2 separate regions of the Homo sapiens genome follow, and region 1 is linked to region 2. The links are chromatin loops, found by intact Hi-C in ENCODE. Cell type or tissue: MCF 10A. All regions are shown on one strand. Each heading gives the region's core, and the rest is flanking DNA. Links, peaks and the distances in the headings are about the cores only.

Region 1 (8,286 bases), core at 1,359-6,358, 160 kb after region 2:
TTGTCTCCTGTGAATGATAGCCATTTGCCTTTATAGTCGGAAGTCAACATTTTGGATAACAATTTTCACTCACACATTGTTTTCCCCATCAGAAAATTGAAGACAGTGTTTCACTGTATTTTGGAATTGAATGTTGCTGTGATGAAATTTAAGGCCATCTTGAATAATTTCTTTTTGAAGTTGACTTGTTTTTTCTGCCTGTTTGCCTAAGGTATTTTTTTTTATCAGGGACGCACAATAATTTAATTATGATTTGTGTTATTTCTGAATATTCTGTTAAAGTTTTTTCCTGATATATAATATAACCTCTTCATATTCAGATCCTCAGGTCTTAGAAATATTACTTTATTATATTCCTTAAACTTTTTATTTCACTCCTGTTTCTAATAAGTAGTTTTTCATATATTCAATTATCTTTGTGTGTCTATTTATCAACTCTCAATGAGAATCTATTTCCCTTTTCTCTGAATTTCCTATATTTGCTTTGAATCTTTTCTTTATGTCACTTATTTGACTTTTTATTTTGTTTCTCTTGTTTCTTGCTATTTCTAATCTATCCAATCAATTTGACTATTTTGGTCCTCAATTAATTTTCTTAGTTGTGAAATCTTATATTTCAACTCATTTTTGTTCTCTTTCATCTCATCTCTGTGATCCACTTTATTGACTTCTACTTACTCTTATCAAATTATTTTGTATTTCAAAATGATCTCTAGAGTATGCTTTTAGTTTTTGGATTATGTTTCATGCAGGTAGTTCTTTGTCCTTATTTTGTATATAATGTTATTGTTTACTCTTTCCTTTTTTTTTTTGAGACAGGGTCTCACTTTGTCACCCAGGCTGGAATGGAGTGGCACGATCTCGAACTCACTGAAGCCTTGACCTCCTGGGCTCAAGCAATCCTCCTGCCTCAGTCTCAATGTAGCTAGGACTACAGGCATGCGCCACCATGCCCAGCTAATTTCTTTTGTGTATTTTTTTTCCATAAAGTTGTGGTCTCACCATGTTAAGCTCAGGCAATCTGCCTACCTGGACCTCCCAAAGTGCTAGAATTACAGGCATGTGCCACTGTGCCCTGCCATATATAATGCTTTATTTTTTTTCTCTTCCACCTCTAACCTTATCCTTCTTTTCCTTTTTTTTCTTCCTATTGCGATATGTTTACATAGTTCATGTATGCTATTTCTTTGAATTTTTAAAATGAGCAGCTTGGCTCAGATCTTGTATCTGCACTGACTTTATGTGACTGAATTATCCTAGACACATTTTCCACCTTTTAAGACGATTTTCTCTACACTACTATATTTAAAGGCTAGATATTTTGATCTAAATATTTTCTCTAACTTGTGTATTTGGTAGTATTCATGAACCTTTCCTGTACGTATCCACAGTCTCTCTAGTTGTGAACTGGATCAGGTCCCAAAGACATCTCTTCAGCATTTCCCACTCTCCCTCCATCATCAACATTTTCTATCTCTTCTAGATGATCCCAGCAGTAGAAAAACAGGTTCTTACATGCCATAGTTTTGAAAGTGCTTGATTGATCACCTTTCTCTCCAGTCATTGCTACATACCCCTGTCTCCATTTACTGCAAACTTCCTTAAAATATTTTCTATAGTTAGTTGCCCCAACTCTTTCCCTCTTATTCTCCCTGCAACTCAGTAGGCCTTCACTCTTTACGTTACATAGAAACCACTCTTGTCATGGCCAACAGTAATCACCGTGTGGCTACATTCAGTGGTCAATTCTCGGTCCTCATCTTATCTGATTATTAATTAGCAATATTTAACATAGCACTTGACACTCATTCTTACTTGAGTCATCTGCTCTTGACATCCAGGACACCATCCTGTCTCACTGACCAGCCATTTTCAGTTTCCTTTTCTGGTTCCTTCTGATCTTCTTAACTTATTAAAGCTGTAATGCTCTTAGGCCCTGCCTTTTAACTTCCTCTTTTCTATTTCTCACAACCTTGGTGAGAGCTTTCAATGCTATCCATATGTTGAGAAGACCTTATATTTTATCTCCAGTCAGGCTGTCTTCACTAAACTCCACACATCAAATCTCCATTTGGATGTCTAATGGGCATTTCAAAATTTACATATCCAGAGCCAAACTCCTGATCTTTTTCACAGTTTCTGCTTCTTTAATAGTCTTCCCCATCTCAATTAATGGCTACATTTTTATTTTCTGCCCCATCTCAATTAATGGCTACATTTTTATTTTCCGGGTATAATTTTGCAGACATACTTGACTCACTTCTTTTACACCCTCATCTAATCAGTCAGAAAATCCTATTTGCTCTACTTTCCAAATACATCCACATTTCAGCCTCTTTTTATAACCTCTTTTGCTACCACTATCATCATCTTTTCTCTGAATTATTGATATATCTTCCTAATTGGTCCCCTTGCTTCTGTTCTTGCCCCTCCTATTGCCTTTTTTTGAGACCATAGTCAGAATGGCCCAATTAAAATATGTTAGATCAAGAGTATCCTGTGTTTGAAACTCTCCATGGCTTCACTTCTCACTGCATGTAAAACTTAAAATACTCAACAATGATATGAGGCCTATGCAATAGACCTGCCTCCAGGCCCAGCCCAATTACTCTTTTATCCCATCTTCTATTTAATACTAACCTCTACCTAGCTCATCCCATCTAAGTGGCCCTGTCTAGCTGGCTGTTTCTCACGCCTGCCCTTGCACTAGCTGTTTCTGCTGCCTGGAATCTCCACCTCCACCTATCTACATGGTTCATTCTCTCACTTCCTTCCAGCCTTTGTTCATTTGCCACCTTCTCCCAGAGGCCTTCCCTGACCATGCTATTAAAAATTGGAACCCCTTTCCCCTCAGGACTTTTCTATCTCTTTTTTCTCCTTTAATTTTCTTCATACCATTTAAAATATTCTAATAAGAATATGATATCCTATAAGAATATTGAATATAAAATTTATATTAGAACATGATCAATGCCATGAAGAAAATTAAAGGAAATTTACTTGGTTTGTTTTTAATATCTGTCTCTATTTTAGTGTAAATTCCATAAAACTAGAGATTTTTGTCTGATTTGTTCACTCGTATTTCCTCAGTGCTTAGAACAGTGCCAGATACATAATAGTTTTCCAATTAAGAATGGTTGAGTAAACAAATAAATCAATGAAAAAATAAATTGTGGACGGGTGATGCCTTAGCTGCAGCTGAATGTAATTCATGCTATGAGATGTGGGCTTTTTCATATTGTTTCATAAATTGCCATGTCAGGGCACTCTCATCCCATCTAAAAGTCTGACAATCCCTTGGTTTTTTGCTCTTTCATTCAGGCACACTTATTACAGTGTGCCTGAAGATAGAAACTCTTGATGATACTTTCTCACTGATATTTCCCTGTATTACGTAAGTTGTTTGTAGTTAGACTTATCCTGATTTTCCTAGGGCTCGTGAGTCACTCCCTCAGTTAGGTTCACTAAAAACTACAGAGTATTGATGAGAATTTACAGGATTTTTGTGACTCATCATTCCTTAAGTACTGGCTTCTTGAGAGATGGGGCAAGGCGTGATGGTGCTGAGATCATCTGTTTTCTTGCTTTGGCATTCTACTTTTTCTGGCTGCATATTCTGTTGTACTCCTTTCATAATTTGGGTTGTGCTTGTGAGTTTTGTTGTTATTTTTACTTTTTTTTTATTTTGTTAAATATTGTGGGAGAGAGACTTTTCACTTCTGTTTTTATCCTATCTTTGCAAGAAATCCAGATATTATTTTTTTAATGAAGCAATAGTTAAAAATAAATCGACAATCCATGCTATTGTTGTATTTTTGTTTCTTGTTTTTTTATTTTAGTTAAAATGTGCAACTATTTGTTGCAGATTTCAAGATCATTATTTTTTTTTTCAGGTTGCTTTTTACCTTTCCAGCTGTAGATTTTACTGTGGAAATTTCTAAGTAACATTTGCCTAAACTGTATAATCATGCACTTTTCTTTAGTTTCAATGTGAACATCCTTGTTTTGTGATATATAAAAGCTTTTATAATTAAATAACAACAAAATTCAACAGTATTACATATAATCAAGAAAAAAGTAAGTTTTCTCAAATGCTAAAGCAGATCTTTATGAGGAGATTTTTCTAAATCTTAAATTTATTATGAAATTTGAGGAACATGGACTTTGTATTAAAATTCTTTTAACATCTTACATAAAAATGACACATACCTTTAAATATTTCAGCCACTCTAGGAACATGATGCCTCATTAACAAGTTCTCTATTTAAAGGTGGTCAGCATGGTTTGCATCCGAAATAAAAACTGAGTCATTATATGAGAGCCTACCTGACCCACAGTGGACTCATGGGGACTAGACTATGTTTTTCTTTCTTGAAATTCTTCAATTTACAAAACAAATGCCCTAATCACACACCCTTGTTTTCAGGAAAGAGAAAAGTTCTTATTGAATTTTCATCTTTCACTAGAGTTCACTTAGTAAGGGCTGTCTATAGCTGCTTGTTCCTGTTCCACTTCCTGCACACAGTCAGGGGAACTGGTTCTCAGGCTGTCATCATTAAAATTTGTTAAGCCTCAGCCTTAGTAAGTTATATTGAGGCAATAACATAAGAATGGAATAAATAATAGAAAACCTAGGGATAATGAGAAATGTAGGCATCAGAAGAATGTGTATGTAGATACAAAAAGGATGAAAAATGTTAGTGATAACTTGCTAATTTATGTTTTCCTTATTAATATTTTGAAATCATATGCATTTCTCCAATAGATTCTCTAAAAGTGTTGCAAACAGAAGGCAAATAATGGAATGAACACTTACAGTATTACCACCCTTTCTAAAAATTCTAACTCAACATAACAATTTTTAAATCATAGTTTCCAAGTAATTATCTGATATTGAGTGTAGGATAATTGAAAGTAATTTTAGCTAACAAAATGAAATTGGCAGAAATGTATGCTTATTTTAACTAAAGATTTTAAATAACAGAAGTATAACTTTCTCTACTAATTGGGAGATTTCCGTTGGTAGATGATTTCTCAAAATTTGAAAAATAAGTTAGAAAACACAATGGGGAGAAAAGTATTGCCTTTTTCTGTCATACTAGAACTTAACTGAAGCATTTGTATTGAAGTCACATATTTTGTTTATGTAACATAATCAATAATGTTAAATAATTGACATTTTTAAGTTACTAATTCCCTTACACATTATAGTGAAATGATTATAATTGGGCATGTAGCAAAGGATGTATTTAATCAAGAGTTTTGCTAATTATTTTCTAGCTTTTCTTAGATTGAGATGGCAAGTAGTCGTTAGTGTATATGCTGCCTGCTTGTGTTATTTTCTGTTTTGATTTTCTTTAATGCTTGAGAAGTAAAAGGAATAAGTAAATTTTAAAACTATTTCCTCATTTGTATTTTAAAGAATGCTTATTTTTCTTATACAACTCAGCTTTAATAATGCTTCTTTTTTCCTGTGTAAAATGCTCACAGGAACTCTGCTTTTTTTAAAAAAAAAAAAAAAGGAAAAGATGGAACTAACCAGGAAAATTGATTATTTTTAATAGCATTTTAATATGGATATTATTTTCTCTTTCTTAATGGAGTCATGAACTTCTGTCTAAAGTATAACAGCAGAGAAACAAACAACTCCTGAAGAAATACTTGGCAGACAAAATGAATGCCACATGGTGAGTCTCACCTTTCAGCAAAGTCAAAGCATAACCAAAGGTACATTTGTAGGAGATTATTAGATAAGAGAAATGATTCACACACTGCCGGGATACACATATTGCTCTGTGGGAACTTCCTTCAGAGTTAGGATCTTCTGAGAGAATGGGCTAAGCTGTACAGATGCCTACACAAACATAGGGGGTACACGTTATGATTTTCCAACAGGAAGATCATTTTATTTTCCAAACCTAATGTTTTCTTGCTACCTTCTAGGTTATGCAATCTATTTTGCTGGGTAACCATGGCAGTGCAGTAATTCTCAGGTTAAAGCTTTTCATGAAACAAAGCTTACATTTTTTCTAGCAGCGGGAAACATTTGACTGAAAAGCAAATCAGAATCTTTTGAGACTAGATGCATGCTGTGTAATTTTGAGTTCAGCATGTGTCTTGGGGAGTGTGTTTAATAAATTCTTTTCCCTGAGGCAGCTCTATTTTGTCTGCCTAGGGATACAAAGGACATTCTGTTCAACTGTTAGAATTCCATATTGACCTAGGCAAGTACTTATAATCGCTAAAAAGCAAATGAAAAATTGCAAGTTATTTTTGCTATTCTCTTTACGGTATATTCTTATTGAAAATACTTTTGGGGGGGCATATAAATAGGTTATTTTAAGATGTTTTTAGGTTTAAGGCAATACAATAAAATTGCTGAAAATGATATTACTAAATATTTTGCCTTTATTAAAGTGTTAGTCATCTAATTTTTAGGACATATTGGTTGTCATTGATTTTCAACATATTTATGCATGTTTGTGTGTGTAAATCATTTTGGAGTATTTGTTTAATGTACTCATGAAACTTGGAAGCACAAAAAACATTTCTTTCTTCTCACAATAGTAAAATTTAAGGAAAAAACAGCAAATATTTAGATTCATGTGGATAATAGCTACTTACTGATATATACAGATGTTAATAAGCTCAATAAATTAATTCAGCCATTTATTTACTTATTTTATTTTATTTTATTTTACCAAACTTCTTATGTGGAATTTATGTAGAATTTCAATGGAAAGTTAAAATTTTAGAATTTGGCTTACTTTGTAGTTCTGTGTTTTTTTTTTTTTTTTGTCTTGACCATCCCTTTCCCAAACATTTAAAATTATAATATTTGGCAAAATAAGTAGCTTGACTACCAAGAAACTGAGTTTCCTTTGAACACTGTAAATACAGATAATTAATATAGAGTTTACCTGCATTTCCTTAGTTTTTGAGATCTATTTTTTTCAAACCGAACTGCATAATATATTACTCCCTTATATTGCCTTATAGAATCTGAACACTAAATGCGATACTAGAAAGCAAATTCAGAAAGAGTAGCTTGTCACATAAAAACGAATACTATACAAAAACTTTGTGTGGGTGGTTTTAAGGCTAATATTTCATTTCTAATATTTAATTTGATATTTGAGCATTACAAACTGATGTCTTGTGTTTTTAGATATTAGGTTTTATGCTATACTTTAGCTTAGACAGAAATAGAATTGCATAAATAAAATTTGGTGACTTAAAAAAGAAAATAGGGATAAACTACTAGGAATAATAGGATAAAGGAAAGGAAAAATAAAAGCAGAATAAGAAATATTCTATGTACAAAATGAAAAGGACTCAACCAGAAGAACTATATGTTCTGTCACAATTCATTTGCCTTTTAAAATGTTTATTATATATCTATATTCAATATAGATATTCAATTGTTCTCTGAAACACTAAAATATGAGTTCTGAAGATTTATGTTATAGAGATTAATGGGAACACTGTCATTTTTTAGCTATATCAGAAACATTTGTTAATTATTTTACATTATCATTTTTTCTTTTTTCTTTTATCAGCAATAGGTGTGGTTTAATTTAGGATTTAGGAAAACAGTGTAAGTATGTGGCGTATATATTTTCTTAATGTTGCATCATTCCATACATTTAATTATTATGATGGCAAAATGCTAATGTCACATTGTGTAAAAGCTTGTGGAATGAAAGATATTGTTGTAGCCATCTTTGACCACTGGTTGCTTCCTGGTCATAAATATTCAAATATGTCCCACAAAAAAAAAATCCTTACTCCTTCCGCAAAACTCTCATCCCATTACAGCATTTGCTTGAAGTCTATCATCTCATAATTTAAGTCATATCAATTTCTGAATGATGCTTCCCAGGGCTGGTACCTCAGGATCAGCTACTTGGACGTAGCTTCTCTTAGTCCAAAGGCAAACCAGGAAGTTAATTTATTTGCCCTCCATTTATCAAACATATAATGTGGAGACAAAGACAAGATGACTTCTAGATACATATAAGTAAAAGAGAGCAGAGCTGTAGGCACATAAACATCACAGGTTCACAGCAATTCTAAAATTCAGCCAGGCAAATGAATTTGTGAGTTCAGTTCTTTGATTAGGGCAATTCTGCTCCCCTGGATTGCTTCTTTGTTGTTCTTTGCTCTTCCCACTAAGTAAATGTTCATTTTCTGTGAGGAAGGCATTTATGAGCAACTGAAAAGCTTCTCAGCATGCTACCTGCCTGAAGGAATTTGGAGGCAAAAAGGCAACTTTTTAATTTTAAA
Region 2 (8,286 bases), core at 1,131-6,130:
TTGTTGTTGAAGTGATGGATGTACTCTGTCCCAAGTTCACAGAACATACACTAGTGGGCTGTAGCTTATTTTTCCAGTTATTTTAAAATATGTGTCCACCAGGTCAGCTAAGCTTTAGCAACTCAACGTTTTCTTGGCCACTTACTATTTATTATGTAACAAAAAGGGAGTTATGTCCAATCTCACAGGCAAACTGTTCAGAAGCCCAAAATAGTCATTATTATATCACTGAACTGGTACTGAAACCTACAAGGATTATGTAGTGTGCCAAAGCACTTTGCTTTTTCTCTCCTTATTGCACAGGTAAAGCTTTATCTGAAATAACTCCTTCAAAAGTAAAAAGGTCATTTGTTCCCTAGCTTTCCAGCAAGGTTCATGAGCTGACATAAAGTGTGAGAGTGTAAGAACACACTACCATCTGAGAGTCATCTTATAAAAGACTACTTTGCTTCTTTTTATGAAGTAGATCCCTTCCAGTTCTGTAGGGATCTAAAGTCTATTTTTGTAAATGAAATGATACAACTCCTGAATTAAGCTGTAATTCTATCTTCAGTGCTTTGTAGAAGTTAGTCTAGAGCCTGAATATGCTCAATCCAAGCCAAATAAGATTAAAATGTTACACATACACTGAAGTTATTTTGTTTTTTTACATATATAAATGGCTAATGGATTTATATTTCTGAGGTACAGTCTCTACAAATCCTCTTTAGTTTCACCCAAATAAAGATATGGACTCATCTTGATTCCTGGAGAAGTGATTCCAACAAAACAAATTTTGTTTTCATGGTTACTTTATACTCTTAAAAGCTATTGAGGACCTCTAAGAGCTTTTCTTTATATGGATTATACCTATTAATATTTACTGTAGGAATCAAAACAGAGGATTTTTTAGTATTAATTAATTGTTTTCTCCCCAAAGGAACGTGAGATGCCTAACCAAATAAGTAGGAGAGAGGCACCTGGGGTAGAAGAGGATAATAGGGACAGAGAACTGTAGGATTTATATTCTTAAATGATATTTCTATAGCATATGCATTTATTTTTCAATGTTTGTGTATATTTCTTTAATACTCTCACTGGCTACAATAGGCCCTGCTATGTTAGATTTTAAATTTAGTACGTATGCCCCATATACATGTGTATGTAACTTTTTAAAGAAAATTTAATTTCTTAGAAAAAGCAGTTTTCTACACAAATCAAGTACTCCTTGCAACACAAAGTGTCCCACTCATGTCCACATCCTCTTAGTCTGGCCTCGTACCCAGTCTCTCTTGGCCTCTTTCTTTATGCAGGAAATGTGACTACTGCTGAGATATCCTTTGCTACTTCCAGCTTTTTGAAGAGTCTAAACTCTTCCAACAAAACAGCTGGGATAGTCACTCTACAACTTACCCTGCCCTGAGAGTTGAGGGATCTATTTCTAGGTATTGGTCCTTCACCTATGTCACACTTTCCTGCAGCCTACTAGGCCACGCCTGTCTCTTTACCAAAGTATGACGTATTTTCTGCATATTGTCAAAAGCATAAATTATCCTGCTTTATCTTTAAAATGTTTTCAATTGAACTTAATATATTTGGAGCTAGTGTTGTAAAGTTACTAGTGATTCATCTACTAGAGGACAATGGCTGAAATTTATTGTACATTTTTCTTTAAGAACACAATTTCAAATTTAAAGATTGCAGGCATATGTCATATTTAATCCTGACACAAGAAACAAAGCACATTATAGCAGCTATCTTCAGTTTCTTTATCACTTGAAATATTGACACTCTAATTGTTACAAAACATACCTGTGAAATGGGAGGAAGGAACTGATAAAATCTGGACATTTTAGAAAAATCCATCATCATAGAATTCTCCATATTGGAATGGAAAAAATTAAACAAATCACATATGTTCTTCTTGTAAAATCTCATCATTTTATGCAAGTCACATTTTCTGAAGAAGGAGCAGTTTTGACCATGTTTCTCACACAGTCTTCAGCAGTTTACATGGTACCTCTACAAAGTGAAAACTAATAGATGTTCATAGACGTGTTCATGGATGAGGTTTTCATTATTTTAGCAAGTTCATTTTGAAATCATGTCTTTGCATAACATTCTATTTACAAGTGATCTAGTTCACAAATTTTAGATTTAAATCAGACTCATGGAATACCATAAAAATAAATGACTTGAACTGGATTGGCTGGAGTAATACTTTGAGTTCACATCAAACAATGTTCTAAACCTAAAATCTGTAGGTAAACCACTGCAGTGACCTATTAGTTGAGGAGTAGATATCGGTCAATTCTTGAGCAAGGCAGACTGAGGCAAAGTACCCTAAGGGAATTCACCACCTGAGACTAGGATCTTCAGGCCCACCCCTGTGTGGGGATTACAAGTGGAGGCCAATATTCCTTCTTTCTAAATATTTTAAAGTTATACATCAAGCTAGTAAACTTCTAAATAAAATATTTTATGTCATCCTGCCTTAATAGATATTCCCTTATACTCACCAAAATAAAGAAGAAATATGTGTAAAGCTATAGTTTTATGTTTTAGAGTTGGCATCATAGCAAAGATGATGGAATTTAATTACTCTGCCTATCTGAATGATGATTGGCCAGTAGTATTTGCATGAGTAATAAAATAAAGATATACATAATTCACAGTTACTAGAATTAGCAACTCAACTTTTTTTTGGCCACTTACTATTTATTATGTAACAAAAAGGGAGTTATTTTATTTTTTTATTCCATTAAATTTATTCCACTTATTTTATTCCATTATTGCATTAAATTTATTCCATTAAATTTATTTTTCTTCTTATCGTTTTGGCAAATCACTAATTATGTTGTTATAATCAACATCTTTCACATTATTTTGTTCCTTTGACAGTAACAGTTTAAACTATGATTGAAAAATAAACTGCAATTGCATTAAAAATATACCAAATATGGCTATGTTTTCAAAATTTTAAATCATGTGTAACAACTCATTAAAATTATTTTTCATATATATTTTCAAAAAAGTTTCCTTCTAAACTCATTTAAATTATTTATTAAAATTACAGGGCAAATACAACTTGTAGCTAATTAATATTTACAAATTTAATGAAATCTATAGAGCTGAATTTTCATTTAGTAATCTTAAAATTTAATTAAATCTCATTAAATATTTCCATAAAACTAAAACTATGCACAATACTAGTATTCGATGTCCATCTAGTTGCCAATCTAAAGAAATAATTTCATGCCACGTGCATGTTATGTCATATATTTATATTTAAGGGTAACATGAGCTGTTAATACTCTAAAATGTTCCTGAGCCACCATGTGATGTGAAACTTTTGTGAAGACCATGCTAATTTGTGGTACACAAAGAGAAGCAAGAAGGGGAATGCTCAGTGATATTGAGCAACAATGACTTGTTATATAAGACTCTATTGCATTTGTCCTAATGGAGAGAAAAGATTTGAAAGGGAATTAATATGTCTTTTCTCTTACTTAAGTAATTACATTACTCAAATCCTTCCCACACTCTGAAGCACATCTCTGTTCAATGTTGTCAACAGTACATGCCACAAACCTTCTTGGCATTTGAATGGAATCACCTTTTATTTTGAAGACACAGGGAAAGAAATGTGAATATTTTCCCTTGGGCAAATGGTGTTAGTCATGAGTTGGTTTGTGTTGTGTCATGAGTCAGGATGTGGCAATACTGCAACACTGCAACCCAAGTTACTGAGATACCCATGTGTTCTTTAACACATGTATTTGCAGACTTGAGAAATTCAAGGCCTCTAAGCATAGGGCTTCAGGCAGAGACCCTTCTTGTTTGTGTTTCTACGGGTAGTCCTAAAGATTTGTGTTAATATTACATGGTTGCTGTGACCACTACTTACAGATCCCTGATCTCATAATATGTTTTAAGATATACATTTATGTAGCTCTTGTGATTACTATCAAATGTGGCATCTTAAAAATATGAAATAACAGTATTACTTAATAATTTAGAACAAAAGGTGTGTCCTAAATTATGTTCTAGCTTTGTATCACTACTTGGTCTTAAAAGTGTCTATATTTGTATATATTTACGTATTTTGTTAAAATATGACAAGGCATTAAGAAGCTACATTAATTTGAAGAATTGTATAATTCCCAAATTTAAGAAAAACTAGCTTGTAATAGTGCAGCAAGATGAGTCATGGATATGCTATTAAAACTGAAATAGGAAATAAATAATTCTGCCAGCTCTTTCAAGTGAATACTTCAAATCTCTTGTTTGGTGCTGTAGGCATTATTAAAATATAGTTATAGTGGTTTTATACATTTTTGATCTCGATAAACAGTGGAAATGTTTTCTTGGGCTTTTATTTCATCTCTTCATCCAAAATAGTAATGAAAAAAATTGACATTAATATGAATCAAGACACTAACCAAAGTGAAAAGTTCTACTTTTGTTTAATAGTTCTATCATATCCCTGAAAAGATAAGACACAACAACTTAATTTTAGTGTTATCTACAAAATATACATAAGTAGATCCCACTAGAGAGCTTTATTTAGTAAAACTACTTTAGTCCCTTTCCCACCATTTCTGCACCTCTAATATAGAAAGTCTAGGTCACCTAAGAATTCACGAGGTAGTACTATCAGATAATATATACAAACGTTTGGTCATTTTCAAATGTTTTCACTTTGGCCAATTCACTATGTTCTAAAAGTTTAAGATTCAGCCCTTTAACCACAATAGATTTTCTATATTAGACTAACCATGTTTTATCAGTGAAAATAGCTTCATAATTCATTATGAGTGTAAAACACATACTATATAAAATGCATAGTAGAAAGTAGTGAAAATCATTTATAATTCTATCAGCCAGAGATAACCAGGGTTAATATTTCTCTGTATGTTATTCCAGGTTTAGATTTATACTAAAAATGTATTTTTTAGCCAAAATTGAGTCATACTGAATATGCTGTTTGTTAAACTGTTCTGGTGACAATGATAAATCATGTATAGTTTTTCATGCCCAATATATAGATTATATCATTTTTAATCTGTACAGTATTTATGTATATTATATATACCACATCATTTGATTATTGTTATTTATGATTTTTTTTACTATTGTAAACAACATTAAGATGAACTTTATTTGACCATTTTTTCTGTTGTTGTCTAATGATACATTCAAGAGATTTTATTGACTGCCTGTTGTGTTCTGGCCGCTCTTCTCAGTTCTAGGTGGCAGTGAATAAAGTAGACAGAAGTCATTGCTCTTATGTGGCATATGTTCTAGTGAAGATAACTAATAATAAACAAAATAAATGAGTGAACAAACATGTGGTTAGTACATAGTGATGTGTAATGTGGAGAAAAGGATGCATGGAAGGGTAACAGAAGTGTCAAAGGGTAGAGTTGCAATTGTAAATTGTAATCAGGATGGTCAGGAAGTGGAATTGTCGGATTGATGCATATCAAACCTTGTGAAACACCTTGGCTTATTATTTCTCGGAAGTCTTTTACCAATTATATTTCCACTAATAATGTATGAGAGTGTATTTTTCTCACATCATAAAAAATCACTTTAAAAATATAATTTTAATATGCAAAGTCCAAATATTTTAAAATGTGTATTGCTTGGTGATTTATGATGTTCTTTATTTTTTTGTGACTGTTGAACATTTGTGCATTTTTAATATATATTACCAGTTCATGTCATCTGCTCCATGTAGCCAATGCTGTAGATACCTTCCATTTGTCTGGAGGTGTACCATTTTATTGAGTTCCAGCCAACTTTCAGCATCTCTTTCCTTAAAGATATTCTCCAAAGCTACTCTGCCTTCTCACATAGTAAAACACAAGCACCCTGGAATGAACATTCCATAGGGGCTGCTTTGCAGCAATGGCAGGCAGGAGTTGGTGATAAAAACCTGTCTTCCTTAACCCTTGCATTTATATCTCTGAGGCCAGAGTTCTACACCATTTCCCCAAGTTTCCCTGTGGGATCAAACTGTTACCACCTGCAGTGGTAGCCGATATGATAAAGCTCCCTTTATTAGCGGTCTTTCTTCCCTTCACTATCTCACTTTCCCTCCCCTGCCATTGCTTACAGCACCTCCCACATAAATTACTCACATGTGAATTCTTTTCTTAGGGTCATCTTCTGGACACTAAACACCATTCTCAGTCAACAGTCATTCTACTTGTCCTTAACTGCTACAAACTTTTTCCATTATCAATAACATAATTTTGTCAGTTTCATAGCTTAAAGATATTTTTCTAGTTTGTCCTTTTTCAAAAGTAGTGTTTTCTTGGAGGGAATTTTTGCATTTTTGTTAGATCCAATGTATGTAATTGTTTTCTTTATGTTTTCTGGCTTTAGAGTCATTTTTTGAAAGCTCCCATTTAAAACATAAAAAATAAATTCTTTTGATGCCTTTTAGCACTTTATTGTTTTGTTTTATTTTATTTTACTTTCCATGTGGAATTTTGGTAGAAGAAGAGAGACGTAGAGTTTCAAGGTTTTTTTTTTTCTTCCATATTGATAGCTATTTGTTCCACTACTGTTCATTGAGATGTTACATTATATAAAGTCAAAACTAGTCTTTGGATATGTTGTTAAATAACAAAATTAGACAAATAAGGAAAACTAATTTATCTTTCTTTTCTCATTCTGTGCTGCTACGTGGTTCCCTAATACCTGAGTCTACAATGCCTTTAATACTTGCAATACCTCAGTCCCTAATACATAATACCTGCCTATAGAAGTGAATCTGATAGTATCTGTCTATCTATCTATCTATCTACCTATCTATCTATCTATCTATCATCTATCAATCATCTATCTACCTAATCACTTTGCTAATTTAGGTTACCTTATTACTAAGGTCTCTACTTTTGTTTACATATTTAAATTTAACTCCTACTGTTGAAAAAATTTCTATCTCCTGCTAAAGGTATATGAGGAATCACTGCATTATATTTGGACAAAAACTCCTCTCTTAGTACCCAGTAACTCATACCAAATGATGATGATTTTAGTCTATCTAAGTTTAAGGGCAACCTTAGTAACATTAGTAAACTGAGTTGTTGTGTAATCTACTTAGCTATGGCTAATCTCATCTTTGAAAATTTTCTTTTCTTTAAAACTTTTCATGTTCTTATGAAACTTCACTTATTGTCTATACCATTCATTAAGGTGTTAATGATAGAAGAATTTCTGCTACTTTTTTATGTGTATGTGTATTACTTCTCCCATGACCTACTGGTATCCTTTAGGGCATAATTTCATTTTATTTCTGATTATATCCCCAGTGTACAGTGCTAAGAATGAGGTAGGAAAATTATAATTTTTAGGTAAAAGATGTAAATTTAAAAGATTTAAAATCATGTTTTATAAAATATCATACATCATAATCTAATTAATCTATGGGTATCAAATTGTAGTACTTTTTTTTGTAAGAACATATACTAGCAAGTTTCTCTTTATTTTTTGAATCTTGAGGAGAGCACTCAATGGTCAGAGACAAAAAGGACTGATTTTAAAGGTGAAATCTCTTAATATAAGGAAAACAAGGTGCTTGATATTGTCCATAGTTTCATTGAATTTTCATTTTTCCCTTAAAGTTGTAAAATAGCTCTAAAATAAAGTGTATTTGTAGGACATGTTAGAGGACATGCTAGCACTTTTAACTGTCTTTTCTATGCTTTGCTTTCTTCGTTACAATGTGTAAATAGAAATATTTTTTATAAACTCCATAAAACTTTTATCATAAGTGATGTTTCACGGCCTTTAGATAAAAGCTTTCCTTTAGGCTTATGCAAATTTTTGATACTAGTATTACTATCAGAGTATCTGTTTAAGATTCTACAGCTGTTTTTATTATATGTCAGGCAGTGCAGTTACATTAATAAGCATTACCAAAAATTTCACTCAAGATATTTTTAGCATAACTATATTCACAATATGTATTTTCATATGGCAAGAATAATTTTCCATGAATTTACTAGGAATTATTAAAGACACTTCAAATGTATTTTATATTATGCAACATCCAATGTTTTCAAAAGTGTGGAAAAATCTTTTAAATAATGTGAACTTGTTTTTCATTTCTTGTTCATTTACTTTTCATATTCAAACTTCTCTTTTTTAGTTCATACAACCTTCATCAGTTTGCTCTTAACTATTTCTCATCTTTTACTATCCTGTCAACCATCTCCTATCTTCTTTGCTTTTATCATGTTATCTGTAAAGTGATAAAAGAGGGGAAAATGTGCTTTTGTTAGTTGGAAAATA

The links. A loop is a pair of places that touch in the nucleus more often than their neighbours do. Peaks named below come from ENCODE experiments on the same cell type or tissue, not always from the same donor. Only the 100,000 strongest peaks of a DNase experiment are listed, where the experiment ranks them.
Region 1: a loop joins it to region 2, with 1.8 times the contacts of the local background. A loop is called at or near these places in 1 of 110 quality-filtered maps.

Annotation. Positions count from the first base shown.
Region 1 is chr4:97,494,222-97,502,507 of GRCh38, reverse strand. It overlaps a transcript of STPG2 not described here. Among named protein-coding and RNA genes, the nearest start is that of STPG2-AS1, 130 kb to the right of the region's middle. RefSeq lists an enhancer at 1,795-1,924. In MCF 10A, for the core only: no CTCF peak of the experiment used is centred there; DNase peaks (open chromatin) are centred at 3,467 and 5,747.
Region 2 is chr4:97,651,626-97,659,911 of GRCh38, reverse strand. All of the region lies in intron 10 of STPG2 (sperm tail PG-rich repeat containing 2), which reads left to right. Among named protein-coding and RNA genes, the nearest start is that of STPG2-AS1, 290 kb to the right of the region's middle. In MCF 10A, for the core only: no CTCF peak of the experiment used is centred there; a DNase peak (open chromatin) is centred at 3,651.